Linked DNA regions of Homo sapiens: region 1 is linked to region 2. A link is an interaction called in ENCODE POLR2A ChIA-PET data of the cell type or tissue named here. Cell type or tissue: PC-3. All regions are shown on one strand. Region 1 overlaps CBFA2T2 (CBFA2/RUNX1 partner transcriptional co-repressor 2). Region 2 overlaps CBFA2T2 (CBFA2/RUNX1 partner transcriptional co-repressor 2).

Evidence for each region. Peaks named below come from ENCODE experiments on the same cell type or tissue, not always from the same donor. Only the 100,000 strongest peaks of a DNase experiment are listed, where the experiment ranks them.
Region 1: POLR2A ChIA-PET joins it to region 2 with 11 read pairs; 5 of 35 experiments call an interaction of 5 or more read pairs at or near these places.

What each region holds. Positions count from the first base shown.
Region 1 is chr20:33,616,511-33,621,510 of GRCh38, forward strand. CBFA2T2 (CBFA2/RUNX1 partner transcriptional co-repressor 2) reads left to right here. Exons shown (of 11, transcript NM_001032999.3): 4 at 3,007-3,096. Among named protein-coding and RNA genes, the nearest start is that of C20orf144, 43 kb to the right of the region's middle. In PC-3, no CTCF peak of the experiment used is centred here; no DNase peak of the experiment used is centred here.
Region 2 is chr20:33,559,391-33,564,390 of GRCh38, forward strand. The region is part of intron 1 of CBFA2T2 (CBFA2/RUNX1 partner transcriptional co-repressor 2); the gene reads left to right. Among named protein-coding and RNA genes, the nearest start is that of CBFA2T2, 72 kb to the left of the region's middle. RefSeq lists an enhancer at 2,773-3,067. In PC-3, no CTCF peak of the experiment used is centred here; a DNase peak (open chromatin) is centred at 2,911; H3K4me3 peaks cover 706 bases; H3K27ac peaks cover 797 bases.

The DNA of each region.
Region 1 (5,000 bases), 57 kb after region 2:
GAGGTCAAGAGTTGGAGATCAGCCTGGTCAACATGGCAAAATCCCATCTGTACTAAAAATACAAAAATTAGCCAGGAGTGCCAGTGCACACCTGTAATCCCAGCTACTTGGAAGGCTGAGGCACAAGAATCACTTGAACCTGGGAGGCTGAGGTTGCAGTGAGCTGAGATCACACCACTGCACTCCAGCATGGGTGACAAAACAAGACTGTGTCTCAAAAAAAAAAAAAAGATGTAAGCATTGGAGAAAGCTGAATAGAGGATACATTGGAGTATAAGTGTTGCCCTTGAAATCCAGAGACCAGATTCCCTCAGCATCTTACCTCTCAACGTTCTTCTCTCTGCTCTGACACATCTTTCCCAAAGCTGCATTTCAGTTTCCTCAAGGACAACACTGATGTACAGAAATCCTTGTCCCCCTAAGTTTGATTCAAATATATCTTCTCTGGCCAGGTAACACCCATAATCCCAGAATTTGGAAGGCCCAGGCCGACTTGAGGCCAGGAGCTTAAGACCAGCCTGGGGAATGTAGCATGACTCCTTCCTCTACAAAAAAAAAAATTTAAATTAGCTGGGCATGGCCAGGCACGGTGGCTCACGCCTGTAATCCCACCACTTTGGGAGGCCAAGGTGGGCGGATCACGAGGTCAGGAGTTCAAGGTTGCAGTGAGCTATAATCATGCTACTGCACTCCAGCCTAAGTGACAGAGCTAGACCCTATCTCTGAAAAAAAAAAATTTTTAAGCAAATACGTCTTCTCTGTGAGTCAGTAGTGTCCTGTACATGTGTACCTCCATCATACTGTAATGAATAGCTTAGTTGCCTCTTTTCCCACTAGACTATGAGATCTTTGAGGGGAAGAAACAAACAATTATGCTCTTAATATAAAATAAGGTTTTATAAACTAGCTGAAGGAGGAAGGTGTTTATCCCTCTCATACAGGACTGCCCTATATCCACTATGTATGTAAACCTGAGTCCATTTCTCTGGCCTAACTCACTATTTCCCTGTGTCACACAATCCATCCTTTCCCCTTGTCTACCCACAAGTATACTTAAAATCATTCATGTAGCCCTTCCATACATTTAATCTATTTGTGTTTGCTTTTCAAGACCTGATTGCTTCCCTTGCAGTAGATATAAAAGAGTGTCATTCTCTTACACTTAGTTTTTATTCCTGATTACCAGAATTACAGGTTTCTTTTGCTGTATTGTGCAAATGTCATATACTTAAAACAGATATAACGTTAACTTTAAAAGAATTTTTTTGGTATGAAATGTGGGAAAGTGTTCAAACATTTTCCTTTAATATGTTTAAATTGGACATACCCCTTTTCCCTGAAGGAAAATGTCTTAATGTTTACCGAATAATAAATATGATATATTTGGAAAATCCAACATAATTGCACACTCAGAAATAACTGTTATTGTGATTATTCTCCCAGGCATTAAATATATGATATAATATGCATGTGTGTTATTTTTGTAAGTGGATTCTTAGAAAATATAATGTTCTGTTTCTGGTTTTTCACTTAACAGTATTGTAGGTACCTTTTCTGCCTTAATGCGTACAAATCTGCTCTACCCCCTCCCTGCATAAGCATTCTGATACATGACTCTTGTAATTTTAATGTAGCTTTCTGTTGGTAGATCTATATATTTTCCTTTTTTTTTTTTTTTGTTAGGAAAATATATTGTGATAGCGTGGGGGTAAGTTGCATGTTACATACTATGTTTTTGAACACTTACAAAGTTTCTAAAAGTAAATTCCTAGAAATGTTATAGCTCTTTCTGGGGAGCAAGCAGGGATTCAGAATAATCCCCATATTTCATTTTGTTCGTTTGTTTTAATTTGTTATCATACAGTGTTATCGGCAATTGAAATACAAATATTGTGTGAACTTTGAAGAAAATATTTTTATTTGTTCATTCCCCTTAGCAGAGTTGCTGAGTCTCATTCCTAATTTGAGGCCTAGACTTTTGGGAAAACACAGAGGACGTCCACCTTTTAGAGAACAGTGATAACTTACCAATGGGGGTTTGCCGGTTGGGAGTTATTCTGGTATGCATAATGCATACAGGCCACTTGAAGGTAGAAGGCAACTATTCTTTTTTCTTTTGCTTCTGGTGGTTTTTGTTTGTTTGTTTGTTTGTTTGTTTGTTTGAAGATTTGGGGGAAGTTATGCCAGGAGGTAGGGGGCAGAACTTGGAAAAAGAAATGAACTTTTGAAAAAATGTGACACTGGGTTACTGAGTCCAAAATGTCTTAGAGTTGACATCCTAGGCCAAGTCATTATCTCTGTAACAGGAAACATTGTAAGCTTGATTGCCTGTTCCTGAAGTGACTTGCAATGAACCCCTCAATATCAGGGATCAGAGTGCCTCTCTTCATGGGTAGTGAGAAAGGCAGTGCCCTATTCTGCAGCCTAGGCTGCTGGGCAAAGGGGAGAATTTGGTGGTGGTGAAGGGAATCAAGGAGGGTTTCTGTCATAAGAAACCAGTGTGGTTTACCTTTGCCAGGCGTCTGAGTTCCTGATGATGTTCCTGCAGTTATCCTTTTCCTTATGATTTAAAAGTCTTTAGCAGCTGAGCACGGTGGCTCACCCCTGTAATCCCAACACTTTGGAAGGCTGAGGGAGGAAGATAGCTTGAGCTCAGGAGTTCAGGACCAGCCTAGACAACATAGCGAGACTGCATCTCTACTAAACATTTAAAAAACAAAATAAAAAGACCGGGCGCGGTGGCTCTCCCTTGTAATCCCACCACTTTAGGAGGCCGAGGCGGGTGGATCACAAAGTCAGGAGTTCACCGTCAGGAGATCACAGGAGGTGGAGGTTACAGTGAGCCGAGACCGCGCCACTGCGCTCTGGCCTGGGCAACAGAGCAAGACTCCATCTCAAATAAATAAATAAATAAATAACATTAAAAAAAAAAAAAAAGAAGAGTTTGGCACTATAAGTTTTGGAAGTCCAGTTTTGGAAGTTGAACAAGGTTATTTATCTTTTCAGAACTCAACAGTGACAATTGAGGAATTCCACTGTAAGCTCCAAGAAGCCACAAACTTTCCCCTTCGTCCTTTTGTGATTCCATTTCTCAAGGTAATTTGATAATTACTGAATATAATTTATCTTGAATATTTCCTCAAATTCTGCTAATCCCTGTTACGTGATTTAAATCAGAGCCGCTTGCCACGTTTTTAGATCTTTATTTTGGGCTGGTAGAGAGGTCTGAGTGCAGTTAACAGATAAACGTCAGGTTTAATGAGATGAGAATTGCAAAAGCCTTAAGTTGTGGTCTGTGTGCAGACACTGCTGCTAACACATAGAAGTAGCTAGCATAGGAGAGAATAGGAGGTGCTTGGGCTGGAAGTGTGAAAGTGGAAGGGAGGCTGAGGTCCTAGCAGAAGAAATAACTGGTCACTAATCCTTTGGGTATAGTCAGAGTGTGAAGAGTGTTGTCTGAGAGGCTGTCAGACAAAAGGCAAGGTCTTTGCAGTTTAGACTTACTCTAAGGTCAGGAGACGATGTAGGAAGACAGTGTTTGTGTCTCCCCGAACCCCAGATAGTCTAGTTTCTAAAGATGTCTTCTGCAATAATGTTCTCTGGAGCATAACTTTTGGAGAGATTGTTCTGCATTATCATGCTTACATGATAAATGAAATGAGGCCATGTTATATATGTTATATTTACATGGAATAAAATCTTCTAAACAGCTTTTGGCCAGTCACGGTGGTTCACACCTATAATCCCAGCACTTTGGGAGGCCAAGGCAGGTGGATTGCATGAGCTCAGGAGTTCAAGACCAGACTGGCCAACATGGCAAAACCCCCGTCTCTGCCAAAAAAAAATAGAAAAAAAAAATAGCCAGGCGCTTGTAGTCCCAGCTAGTTGGGAGGCTGAGGCAGGAGAATCACTTGAACCTGGGAGGCAGAGGAAGCAGGTGAGCTGACATTGTGCCACTGCACCCCAGCCTGGGTGACAGAGTGAGACATTCTCAAAAATAAAATAAAATAAAGAATAAAAAAAGAAATATTTAAGAGTAAGCCGCAAGGCCGGGTGTGGTGGCTCACGCCTATAATCCATGCACGTTGGGAGGCCGAGGCAGGCAGATTACCTGAGGTCAGGAGTTAGAGACCAGCCTGACTAATGTGGTGAAACCCTGTCTTCACTAAAAATAGAAAAAATTAGCACATGCCTGTAGTCCCAGCTACTCACGAGGCTGAGGCAGGAGAATTGCTTGAACCTGGGAGGTGCAGGTTGCAGTGAGCCAAGATTGTGCCACTGCACTCCAGCCTGGGTGACAGAACAAGACTCTGTCTCAAAAAAGAAAAGTAAGCTGCAGACATTATACATCTAAATACTTAAATACAGGTATCAAATCAGGAAAGTAACATTCATACAACACTGTTACCTATAGACCTTATTCATATTTCACCACATGTCCCACTAATGTCTTTTACAACAAAGAAAAACTTGGGAGGGAGCATAGTTCTGGATCTGACTCAGGATCACCCATTGCATTTTGTTGTCACGTCTCTTTAGTCCACTTTAATCTGGCACAGTTACTCAGCTCTTTGTGATCTTGACGTTTTTACAGAATACAAGATAGTTATTCTATCTGCGCACCTGGATTTGGTTTTCTCTGGTGTTGATTTGATTAGAATCATTTAACAGAAAAACTGTATTCAATTGTTACTGTATTTTGAATTTTGTCAATATTTATGGAAATTTGTTTTCTCTCTTTTATGAGTATCTCTATAATACCTTTAATTTTACTGCCTTTTTTTTTTTTTTTTTTTTTTTTTTGGGGAGACAAAATCTCGCCCTGTTGCCCAGGCTGGAGTGCAGTGGCGCGATCTCGGCTCTACAACCTCTGCCTCCCGAGTTCAAGCGATTCTTCTGCCTCAGCCTCCAGTGTAGCTGGGACTACAGGCACGCGCCACCACACCCGGCTAATTTTTGTATTTATAGTAGAGACTATTAATAGTAGCGACCATATTGTC
Region 2 (5,000 bases):
CTGGAACTCCTGACCTGAGGCGATCTGCCCACTTCAGCCTCCCAAGGTGCTGGGATTACAGGTGTGATCCACCACTCCTGGCCCAATTGTGATTTTTGTTGTTGTTGTTGTTGTTGAGACAGGGTCTTCCTCTGTCACCAGCCTGGAGTGCAGTGGCATGATCTTGGCTCACTGTAACCTCTGCATCCTGGGTTCAAGCCATTCTCCTGGCTCAGCCTCCCAAGTAGCTTGGATTACAGGCGCCCACCACCACACCCAGCTAATTTTTGTATTTTTTAGTAGAGGCGGGGTTTCACCGTGTTGGCTAGGATGGTCTTGATCTCCTGACCTTGTGATCCACCCACCTTGGCCTCCTAAAGTGCTGGGATTACAGGCGTGAGCCATTGCGCCTGGCCAATTGTGGTCATTTTTTATTGCTCCTCAAATTACCCCATCTTTGTTAGTGGGAGCCTCTTCACATTAACTCTCTCTGAGTCCTTGGGACATAACTCCAGAAGTGATTGATGGCCTGATTGCTTTCTGTTATGACAAGTTTTGTACATTTTCTGCCCTATACCTGGAGTTGACTATTTTCCTGAAGAGCTCTGCTTCCTTTTATTGGAAAATGCTATTTAGGATCCATAATCTGAGTGCTAGAAGTGAAAGACCCACCTTGTTTTCCTTTTTAAATAACAGTATTTATCACCTCACATGGTTTGTATGGGTCATAATTCTGAGGTGCCTTAGTTCGATGGTAGTGGCTTGGTGTCTGCTGTCAAGATGGCTTACTTACATTGTAGGCAATTTGATACCGGCTATTGGCAAGATGTCTCAGTCTCTCCCCATGTGGAAGGCTCTTAGGACTGCTTGAGTGTCTTCACAACATGGTAGCTGGCTTCCTTGAGAACAAGTGATCCAAGACAGCCAGCAGCATCTTTGGATTCATTTTCTTGTCAGCAGTGGGGTGTAGTGCTCTAGCTGTGAATTCAGACAACCTGATGCTGACACTAGCTATGTGGCATTAACTTGTTTGAACATTACTTTCCTTAGCTATAACTTTGAGACAATAATACCTACCTTATAGGCCCTTTAACATAGGACCTTTGTAGCAATGCAGGGAACTAGAATAGTCTCTGACACTTAGTGAGTACACATGACAAACACTGAACCTGCTGGTGTTACTATTATTACCACCATCACTGGTATGAAATGAAGCCCTAAAACCTAGTAATTAAGTTGCCCTTGACAGAAATAGCCTTCCTTCCTATTTGTCAAAAATTGCCATGACAGAAATATTGTTTACAGATTGCAGATATATCCCAAGTATGGTAGAAGGTTAAGGGTTAGAGAATTATAACCACACCTGTTTGACTATATATATATATATGCAGGGGATCTTTCATGCCGAATCTGTATTCATGTAGATTTTAGTATAGGATATGTGTCATGTAATGTGACCCAGGAAGAAGCCAAGACCCCCGCCTTCCCCTGGCCATCTTTTTTTGCTTTTGCTTTTGCTTTTTTTTTGAGACGGAGTCTCGCTCTGTCACCAGGCTGGAGTGCAGTGGCATGATCTCAGCTCACTGCAACCTCCACCTCCCGGGTTCAAGCAATTCTCCTGCCTCAGCCTCCCGAGTAGCTGGGATTACAGGTGCGTACCAACACGCCCAGCTAATTTTTGTGTTTTTAGTAGAGACAGGGTTTCACCATGTTGGCCAGGATGGTCTTGATCTCTTGAGCTTGTGATCCGCTTGCCTCGGCCTCCAAAAGTGCTGGGATTACTGGTGTGAGCCACAGTGCCTGGCCTTTCTTTTTCTTTTCTTTTTTAAAGATGGGGTCTCACTGTGTTGCCCAGGCTGATCTCAAACGCCTGAGCTCAAGCGACCTGACCACCTTGGCCTCCCAAAATTGCCCAGGCTGATCTCAAACGCCTGAGCTCAAGCGACCTGACCACCTTGGCCTCCCAAAGTGTTGGGATTACAGGTGTGAGTCACTGCACCTGGCTACCACCACCCACAATCTTTTAACTTTTTATTTTAAAATGTAGATTCACAGGAAGTTATAATGAAAAATGTACAGGGAGGTCCGTTGGACCCTTCACTCAATTTGCCCCAGTGGTACCATTTTGTGTAACTATAGTATGGTATCAGTTGTCAACCTTCGATTTTTATTTAGCAGAAATTGACTGAGCAGCTATTATATGCTAGCTCTTTGAGGTATAAAGGATTAAACTCTGACCTTATGGGTTTCTGTCATCTCTCTGGATTTTCATTGTTATTGTTCTTAAAATATTTTTTATTTTGGCGACTCATTGTTGACACTTATATTAGCAGTTATTTTAATGTTAAATATTATGTTATTTCTGACATTTATATTTGCTCTGTTTTAAAACAATTTTGCATTGTGTCCCCATCTTCCATTTATAATCTTTACAGCATCAGAACCATGTTGCCTGCATTGTCTTATTTTAATCACGTGCCAGTTTTGCAGTGCTACCAAGTCTGGATCTGAGAGGCAGCTTGTGTGAATCATTTACATACATTTCTGTTTATATTCCCCAAATTAATTTGCAACTTTATATTTTTCATCCAATTATATGTTCAAAACATATTTTTAATAATTGATTTTAAGAAGGAATTTGTTATATTAGGATTTAAAAACTGGCTCAAAAAACAGAAGCTATTAAACAATAGCAGAAACCAGACAGTATATAGGACTTTAAATGGTAATTGCTAAACATTTGAATGTTCCCAAAAATGTGAGTCTGTGTGTCTCTGTGTGTCTCTACGTGTTATTCCACTAGGGATTTGCACAGATAGGTTTTGCACAATATCCTTGCTGTTATTGTCAGCCATAAACAAATTACACGTATTTAACAAGTTAATGTCAGATTGGCCAGGAGCCACTGGGAGGTGTGTACTTAGTGACATCAGCTGGCAAAGAGCCCTGGTAACAGGGAGGGTTGGAAGGGTAGTGGAGAGAGAGGAAGCAGGAGGGAGGGAGAAAAAGAGAGAGACTGACTGTATCTGGGGATTCTGGCAAGGTGAAGAGCTGGTCTGTTTGGCAGGACCTTCCCATCTGGGATCCATCTGTGTTTCCCTGGAATGGGACAGGCAGCTCTAGTCAGTGAGAAATCGCAGATGTGAGAGAGCTGACACATGTCCAGCTAATGAAAGGAGGAGGAAGGCTGGTCTCCGATTGAGCTTTGAAGATTAGGAGGAGAAAAAGAGGAGCTTTGGAATATCTATTTCAAATAAATTTGGTGTATTTAAGAATCTGGATTGTTTATAATTTGGGCATTTGGGGTAAGTACATTTTAATATAGTTTTGGGGGTTAAAGTGCACAATTCTCTGCCTTTCAAAGCTTTTTACTTCTTTCAAATTACGATGATATGAATGTTTCTTGGTATTTGATACAAGAGTTCAGCCTTTCTACTCAGTTTTATTTTAATGCTTCATTTTATTTATGTTTCTATTTTTCTGTTGCCAACCTTATATTTGAATGTCATGCTTTTTTGAATGCAAGGTTTACTTAATAATTAGATGTAGTATATGAATTCTACAGCTAGAAAAGTAGTCCCACAAATATTTCTGTAAGGTTTTCCACGTTGGATTGTTCTGTGATGTTTAGAGGGAATTTTTTTCCCCTTTAGTATGCATAATACAAATAGGCCATATTAAAAAGATGGCTCATAAAACGCTCTTTTCTATTGTCAGATTTTATTTCAGTATATGCAGGCAAATTATAACTAAAAGAGGTTGAAGCAAAACTAACAGCATCTCTTCGTTTTAGATATATCTAACAGTTTTTCATTTACATTTTGCTCCTATGCTGTTTTCTTCTGTTTTCTTGCTACATATAAAATAAATAACATCAATGAATCTGACTTGAATTGTGAGTTTGGGGTAGTTTTGTGATGCAATAAATTCATGTGCATATAACTACGTACTGTGTTCTGTAGTCCTGGTTAGTTTGTGATGCCTATTTTAGATTTTTGCTATTTCTTATATATAAGAAATAGAGATGGGTCTCACTGTGTTGCCCAGACTAGTCTCTTAAACTTCTAGGCTCAAGTGATCCTTCTGCCTCAGCTTCCCAAAGTGTTGGGATTGCAGGCATGAGCCACTGCACCTGGCCACTTTTTACTGTTTCCATACATTGTATTCATGTTTTTGAGGCCTTCGAATCTAGGCTTCCTTTCCATGTTCTATGGAAAGAACATGAGTTTGGGAGTTACACAAACTGTGTACCCATTATTTACTAGTTCTGTAATCTCAAGCAAGCCACTGTTCTCTTTGAATCTCTATTTTGTGTAATTCCTGACTGATGTTGTTATTGGGGAAATTTGTCTGGCACATAGAAAGCATACAAGTTGGTTTCAAGAGTTCTAGATGTTCACTTTTTTTGCTGCGATAGATTCCTAAACCCCTTGCATTTTTAACTTCAGCTCCTGGGCAAGAATGGGTCTGGCCTGTAGTTCTAGTTTTCAGGGCGCCCTTCCTCTTGCTGTACTCGTCTCAGATTGTCTGCATCTATTCTAAATGTTCTATGCTATATTTGCCAAACTATACCAGAACAGAAGAACTTTGAAAAAGTCAACAAGCAGGAGTGAGGTACTGAATTGTACTGCTTTGTGACGACACTGTTGAAATTGTTCCCCCCACTCCGCGACCTCCCGCTGGAAAATTGTTTTTCCCCCGTGTATTACAAGTCACGCAAAAATTCTACCATTTCTCAAATAGAAACTTTAAAAAATATTTTTATTCCTTAAAGTTCTTCAGCCTTTATTTATATTAATTGGGTAATTAAGTGGACAGTATAGTACTCTTCAATTTCTTCCTTCAATTTTATAGTCAGATTTCTTGAGGTGGAGGGGACTTTTTTCTTTTTCTTTCTTTTTTTTTTTTTTCCGAGATGGAGTCTCACTCTGTCGCGCAGGTGGAGTGCAGTGGCGCGGTCTCGGCTCACTGCAACCTCCACCTCCCGGGTTCAAGCTATTCTGCCTCAGCCTCCCAAGTAG